2 separate regions of the Homo sapiens genome follow, and region 1 is linked to region 2. A link is a contact called in ENCODE Hi-C or POLR2A ChIA-PET data. All regions are on one chromosome and are shown on one strand. The core of a region is the stretch at or near the end of the contact, and the rest is flanking DNA. Distances in the headings are between cores, read along the strand shown.

What was found. Hi-C counts contacts between places; a loop is a spot of excess contacts on that map. ChIA-PET counts read pairs that join two places held with the same protein, here RNA polymerase II (POLR2A). Pooled maps may share reads with other maps.
Region 1: POLR2A ChIA-PET joins it to region 2 with 16 read pairs in AG04449. The contact joins two enhancer-like sites. A Hi-C loop is called at or near these places in 1 of 50 pooled maps. POLR2A ChIA-PET finds 5 or more read pairs at or near these places in 4 of 52 experiments (AG04449, GM10248, WTC11 and 1 more).

The regions. Positions count from the first base shown.
Region 1 is chr1:201,712,343-201,715,730 of GRCh38, forward strand. NAV1 (neuron navigator 1) reads left to right here. Exons shown (of 34, transcript NM_001389617.1): 6 at 475-577. The region is part of intron 2 of IPO9-AS1 (IPO9 antisense RNA 1); the gene reads right to left. Among named protein-coding and RNA genes, the nearest start is that of MIR5191, 5.5 kb to the right of the region's middle. RefSeq lists enhancers at 587-1,275, 1,119-1,413. Within about 2 kb of position 1,254, at least 35 of the 41 ENCODE cell types and tissues checked have a DNase peak (open chromatin) inside an H3K27ac peak, as active enhancers do.
Region 2 is chr1:201,601,096-201,604,386 of GRCh38, forward strand. All of the region lies in intron 2 of NAV1 (neuron navigator 1), which reads left to right. The region is part of intron 1 of LOC124904482 (a long non-coding RNA gene); the gene reads right to left. Among named protein-coding and RNA genes, the nearest start is that of NAV1, 64 kb to the left of the region's middle. Within about 2 kb of position 1,927, at least 3 of the 41 ENCODE cell types and tissues checked have a DNase peak (open chromatin) inside an H3K27ac peak, as active enhancers do.

The DNA.
Region 1 (3,388 bases), core at 4-2,503, 110 kb after region 2:
CTTTATACCAGGGAAATTGGCAAACACCACACATCGGTGTCCCCTTCCTCCGAAAGCCAGTTGTTAAACATTTACCAGCACAACCCTGGATAGGGGGTTTCAGGCAGATGTTCCAGCTCATCTCAACCACGAGAAATCTTGCCCAGGACCTCTGCTATGAGAAGCAGGGCCTCCCCAAAACAAAGCCAGAGGTAGAGGCAGTTCCTTGGGGGCTCTGAAAGGAGTGCACAGACACAGAAAGCCATGCCTGTACCCCCTGCCAGGATCTGGGGTTCAGAGGGCTCAATGGCACATGTCCAGGGCCTTTGAGAGGGCCCATTCTGTTGGTTGTCTTTGGGAAAGGGAGGAGGAAGGTGACTATCATGGCCCAGGGACTAGCCTCCTGGGGACACTGTCAATCTCCACTTCCTGACCCCCAGGATCCCAGCATTAAGTTCTCTTCACTCACCCAGCTCTTCCTTCTCTCCCTACCAGACCCAGAGTCCCAGAGAAAGAGGACAGTGCAGAATGTCCTGGATCTCCGGCAGAACCTGGAAGAGACCATGTCCAGCCTGCGAGGGTCCCAGGTGACTCACAGGTAAGCTCGAGCTGCAGAGAGGGTCATGCCCTCTGCCTTCCTGGCTCTCCACCCCATTCTGGAGGGCAGGGCCCCCGGGTCCCTCCACACCTCTGCCAGGTCAGCCAGGTGGCCTGATGCGTGGAGCCACTGCAGAAGGAGGAGGAAATCCATTTATCTCAACAAGAGAAGCTTGGCTTTGTCTTCTGTCTGCTTGTGCCTGAACATTTCATTTCATTTCAGCAAATCAGCTTGAAAATCACTAGCTTAGGAGCCAGGAAGTGGAAGCCATTACACAGCTCAATGTGTGATCTTTGATAGTCAGTCTCCTTCATTAGACCTCTGTCTCCTCAATCTGTCAAGAGAAGGTTTACTAAATGCTCTCTTCCTGTTCCTAAGTCTCCATTAAACTAGGGGTCTAGAATCAATTCCCTTCTCAACACCTGGGTCTTTTCACTCTTGTGTCAGTTAGGTGCCCCCTGGCCTCTTCTACGAGCCACTGAGGGAGGCTTGAGTGCTCAACAGGGCCCACACAGTGTCACCCAGCTCCATGCCCTGTTAGGTGTGTCCCCCTAGCCCACTCCCTGCAGAGACCTCATAGCCTCCAGCTGCATGGGGCACTCAGCCTTCCCACGGCACCTCTCTCTGGAGCAAAGTCCTGGCCACAGGCTCTGCTGTGACTCAGAATTTCCCTTGCTGGCTCCTTGGACTGCCCAGATGAGCTCATGCTGTCAGCTCCAAGTGGGGCAGAGGGCTGGGCTAAGCTCTGGGGACAGCGGGAGGCAGAACAGACAGCCAGATTGGGAAATCATGGGGGGTGTGGGGCAGGAAGGCTGTGTGAGGGCTAGGAAGCCTCCCCAGTTAGACTGGAAGTAGATTCCTCTCCAACTCCTGGGGCTGGAAAATTAAGAGCAAAGTTGGGACACAGGGGCAGTGGAAAAGGACTTTCTTTAGCCCAGGGTGTGGCCATTTGGGATTCTGAGGATGGGACCACACCCATGGACATATTTACATACCACCAATGACAAAGAACTCATTACCTTTCTTTTTTTATTTTTAACATAGGCTTTTTAAAAATATTTTGTTATTATTTTTAAAGACCGAGTCTCATTCTGTCGCCCACTGCCTCAGCCTCCCGAGTAGCTGGGATTACAGCTGTGTGCCATCACGCCCAGCTAATTTTTGTATTTTTAGTAGAGATGGGGTTTCACCATGTTGGCCAGGCCAGTCTCAAACTCCTGGCCTCAAGTGATCCACACGCCTTGGCCTCCCAAAGTGCTGGGATTACAGGCGTGAGCCACCGCGCCCGGCCAACTCACTACCTTTCAGTCACCCCGGTGCATTGTGGGATTGCAGCAACTCTGATGTGGAACTGCACTTAGTCTTAAGTAGCTTTCAGCCGTTGGCTGTAGTTCTTCCTGCTTAGATGACCCTTCTCCTTCTCCTTCCTTGTACTACTCCTCCCCCTATCCCCAGCCCATGCCCGCATCTTGGACACTCAGCCCTTTACTCCCAGACATCTCGAGTATTTTAAATGGTAAGATAAATCAAAACTCTCTGGGGATTACCTCTGCTCAGGCCAGCAGAACCCTGACTACTGAAAGGGAGGTGACCAAGGAAGTCCTGGAAAAAGGTGGATGGTGGGGGCTCCAGGACCCCCTTACATCTGTCCCTTACTGCCATCCCTCATAGCCCCAAGCCCCCAGCAGGAGCCCAAGTGAAGCAGGGATCTGGCAGAGCTTGGCTTATCAGTTTAGGACCCAGCGGATGAAATCTTGGACATCTGCCTTCCCCCATCCAAGGAAATTGTTGGAACATCTCTCAGCACCAAGTCACCCACCAGCCTCATGCCAAAGACACCAGAAAGTGCTTAGTTGCTGAGAGGGCCACACCCCAAATGACTCACTCACAGGAGTAGGAGAGAAGTAGCAGCTCCAGCCTCCTGGTGCCACTGACTCAGAGCAGCCAGCCCCCAGTCCCTCCGTTAAGCCGGACAGCTTGACCCTAGGCAGGCGCTATTGGTTTTCTGCTTCTAGTGGGAAAGGGGAGGCTTCAATCAAGCCTTTTGCATAATGCTGACTGGTTTAGGGGGAGCGTCTAGGGCCTCTGGCTTCTGCCTCCCTTTATAGGAAAGGAACCAAGAGCCCCGGAGCTGGTTTTTCTGTTTACTGTGGACCTAGAGCCACTTCCTCTCATAGGCTTTGGTTTATATTATTCCTGTTCCACACTGGTAGCCAAAACAATGATTCCCTGACTTTTTATGGCTCTTTTTTTTTTTTTTTTGAGACAGAGTCTCACTGTCTCCCAGGCTGGAGTGCCTTGGCATGATCTCAGCTCACTGCAACCTCTGTCTCCCAGGTCAAGCGATTCTTCTGCCTCAGCCTCTGAAGTAGCTGGGACTACAGGTGCGTGCCACCACACCGGCTAATTTTTGTATTTTTAGTAGAGATGGGGTTTCACCATGTTGGCCAGGCTGGTCTAGAACTCCTGACCTCAGGTAATCCACCCACTTCGGCCACCCAAAGTGCTGGGATTACAGGTGTGAGCCACCACGCCCTGCCGGCTCTTTTACTTTTTAAAGGGCTTTCTATCAATGAGCCCTTCCCTTAGCCCTGGAAGTAGACAGGATATATACATACTCCCTGGGTTAGAGAATGAGGCTGGGGGCAGGGAGGCACCTGCCAGAGTCACGCTGGCTGATGAGGGTAGGTTCTGTACTCTGCATGCTCAGAACCCATGCCAGCTGTGTGCCAGGCACAGCGCTGGGCACTGGCTCCCCAGAACACACACAAGCTTCATCCTCGGAGCTTATGGTCCAGTGTGTGCTTCCTG
Region 2 (3,291 bases), core at 677-3,176:
CAGACTTATTTCAGCTGGGGACCACATAATTTACCTCAGCTCTAACATGGATAGCTGCTGTTGTCTGCATGTTTGTGTCTCTTCAACAATCATGTTGGAATCCTGGCTGGGTGTAGTGGCTCATGCCTGTAATCCCAGCACTTTGGGAGGCTGAGGCAGGAGGATCACTTGAGTCCAGGAGTTCAAAACCAGCTTGAGCAACACAGTGAGATCCTGACTCTATCACACACACAAAAAATTAGCTGGGCTTGGTGGCATGCACCTGTAGTCCCAGTTACTTGGGAGACTAAGGTGGGAGGATCGCTTGAGCCTGGGAGGTTGAGGCTGCAGTGAGCTGTGATCACACCACTGTACCCCAGCCTCGGTGAGGGAGTGAGACCTTGTCTAAAAAAAATATTCTAACCTCCAGGGTGATGGTATTAGACAGTGGGACCTTTAGGGGTGATTTGGTCATGAGGGCAGAGCCTTCTTTGTGAATGGGATTAGGGCCCTTATAAAAGAGACCTTAGAGAGACTCTTCACTCTTTCCAACGTGTGAGGACAGGGCAGGAAGGTGCCATATATGAACCAGAAAGCAGGTGCTCACCAGACACTGCATCTCCTGGCACCTTGAATTTGGGCTTCCACCCTGTGGAACTTTGTGAGAAGTATATTTCTATTGTTAAAAGCCACCCAGTCTGCAAAATTTTGTTAAAGCAGCTAGAACAGACTAAGAGAAGGGCCAATATTTAAAAGAGTTGAACTTGAAGCTAGATAAAGCAGGAGAGTCCCCTAGCCCAGCATCCCTTTCTACTCCCTCATGGCAGCCTCAGTGGTGGTGTCGAGGAGGGGATCCACAGGCCCTTTGGAAACCTCTGAGTTCCAGCCAGCTCAGGTTATCAGCTGCCCCCTCTCTGGAGCACCTCAGGATGGGTTCCGCAGGTATATTTCCCATACCCACCCTTCCACTGACCCACCAGAGAGAATGGTTTTTCAAAAGTCCACCTTTTAAGGGTCTAAAATGAAAAAAAACACCAATCCAATTAGAACATGCCACCAGCATCAGAGGACTTCTTTCTCCACCAAATCACTGTCAAGGCCACCTCCTAAAGTCTTTCCTAAGTCTTTCTTGCTGCTGCAGTTTCAAGCTCTTTTCTTTATGTTTCTTCCCAGGGCAGGAGAAAAAGAATTGGACCCCACTGGGCCTAAAAAACTCCTTGTTCTTAAAGTTGCAATTCGGTTCTTCTCTAAGTTTTTTTGTTTTTGTTTTTGTTTTTTCTTTTTTGAGATGGAGTCTCGTTCTGTCACCCAGGCGGGAGTACAGTGGCGCGGTCTCGGCTCACTGGAACCTCTGCCTCCCAAGTTCAACAATTCTCATACCTCACCCTCCTGAGTAGCTGAGATTACAGGTGTGTGCCACCAGGCTGGCTAATTTGTTTTGTGTTTTTAGTAGAGACAGGGTTCCACCGTGTTGGCCAGGCTGGCCTCAAACTCCTGACCATCTCAGCCTCCCAAAGTGCTGGGTTTACAGGCTTGAGCCACTGCACCTAGACTTAAGCTATGTTTTTTTTTTTTGGTTTTTTTTTTTTTTGGTTTTTTTTTTACCATGAGCTCATCCAGAGTTCTTCAGCCTTGGGCCACAGAGCCAGGCCTTCTGCACCCCTTGAGAGCTGCTCTTGGCTGGGGCATGCTCCAGGGGGACAGGGCTGGAAACCAGCTACCCCTCAGCTCCTACTCACACTCCTGCTGACTTTCACCAGTCCCCCTCAGCCCCCTCACCCAGCCTCCCCATCCTGACAAGCCTGGCTCAGGCCAAGCAGAAATGGTAGCAGCATTCCTCTGATGCTGTTGGTATTATTGGAAAAGTCAGCTTCAAAACCACAGAGGGATTTAGAGTACTGGGGGCGAGAGCTCGGGAAGGAGTGTAGACAGTGAGACAGCTGAATTAAACAGTGTCGGTGTGAGTCACTGCTCTCCTGCCTGCCGCCCCAGTCCTGGCGTGAACCTAGAAGCTGGTGAGACAGTTATCTTCTCAGTGAGTTAAATTGCTCTCTGAGTACAGAACCAGGGAGACTGGACTGAAAATTACAGCAGGAAAGGTTTAGGCTAGACATCAAAAATAATTCTCTGAACTTCATGGGTCCCAAAAGATTTTACGGTTTCCTGGGAGGCATCCAGTATTTTGCCAAAGCTCCACCTGCCTGCAGTAACTCAAGTCAATCCTGCCACCTTAAGTATCTCTTCTATGACTTGGTGACTCTCATGTTCTGAAAGGACCTCATATAGTCTCAACATGGAATTGCTGCATCACTGTAAAATTTACAGGAATGGTTGTTGTACGTTTTCATCTGTAACTAGGGTCAGGACACCCTACTGCCCTTTGCTTCTGGTAACAGAAGTCATGACTTTGGCAAAATTAATTTGCCTGAAAATTAGCCTGGAGGATGTCCCTTTGCTTTGTCTTCCACATGCCTGCATTTTCTTTCACTGTCTTCTACATGGTCACGTAGAATTGGGGTGCTTGGAAGGGCATCCAGGTATCACTGAACCCTTCCCTTCCTTGAAGGTGGAAAGTAGCCCCACTCCAGACAGTAGGCCAGGCAGGGAGTTGGGATGGGAGTATTCAGCATTTAGGACATCTACCGGGTCAGTGAGGGAGAGATTGTTATCCCCATTTTACAGATGAGCAACTGAGACTTAGGTTAATCATTTGCCCATGGCTCATAGAGAGTAGGTGCATTACTCTGGATGGAAGCCAGGTCTTTGGGCATCGGGAACAAGGTTCTTTCCATTTCATCGCATAGCCTTTCAATTCTAGTCATAATAATGGTGATTAAGATAAAAACAAATGGTTGGTCACAGAAGGCCAACAAAAATAACCGTGTGATTGAGCACTTCCTGAGCTCCCACTCTGTGCCTGAGCTCATCACTTCATCTCATTTTTCCTTGAAACAACCCTGTAAGATACATGCTGCTATTCTCATTTTGTTTATTTATTTTGAGATAGGGTCTCGCTTTGTCACCAGGCTGGAGTGCAGTGGCACGATCACTGCTCACTGCAGCCCTGACTTCCCAGGCTCAAGGATCCTCTCACCTCAGCCTCCCGAGTAGCTGTGACTAAAGGCATGTGGCACCACGCCTAGCTAATTTTTAATTTTTTTGTAGAGGTGGTGATCTTGTTATGTTGCCCAGGCTGGTCTCGAATTCCTGGACTCAAGTCATCCTCCTGCATTGGCCTCCTAAAGTGCTGGGATTACAGGTGTGAGCCACCGTGCCTGGCTACTATTCCTATTTTATAGATAAGAAAACTGA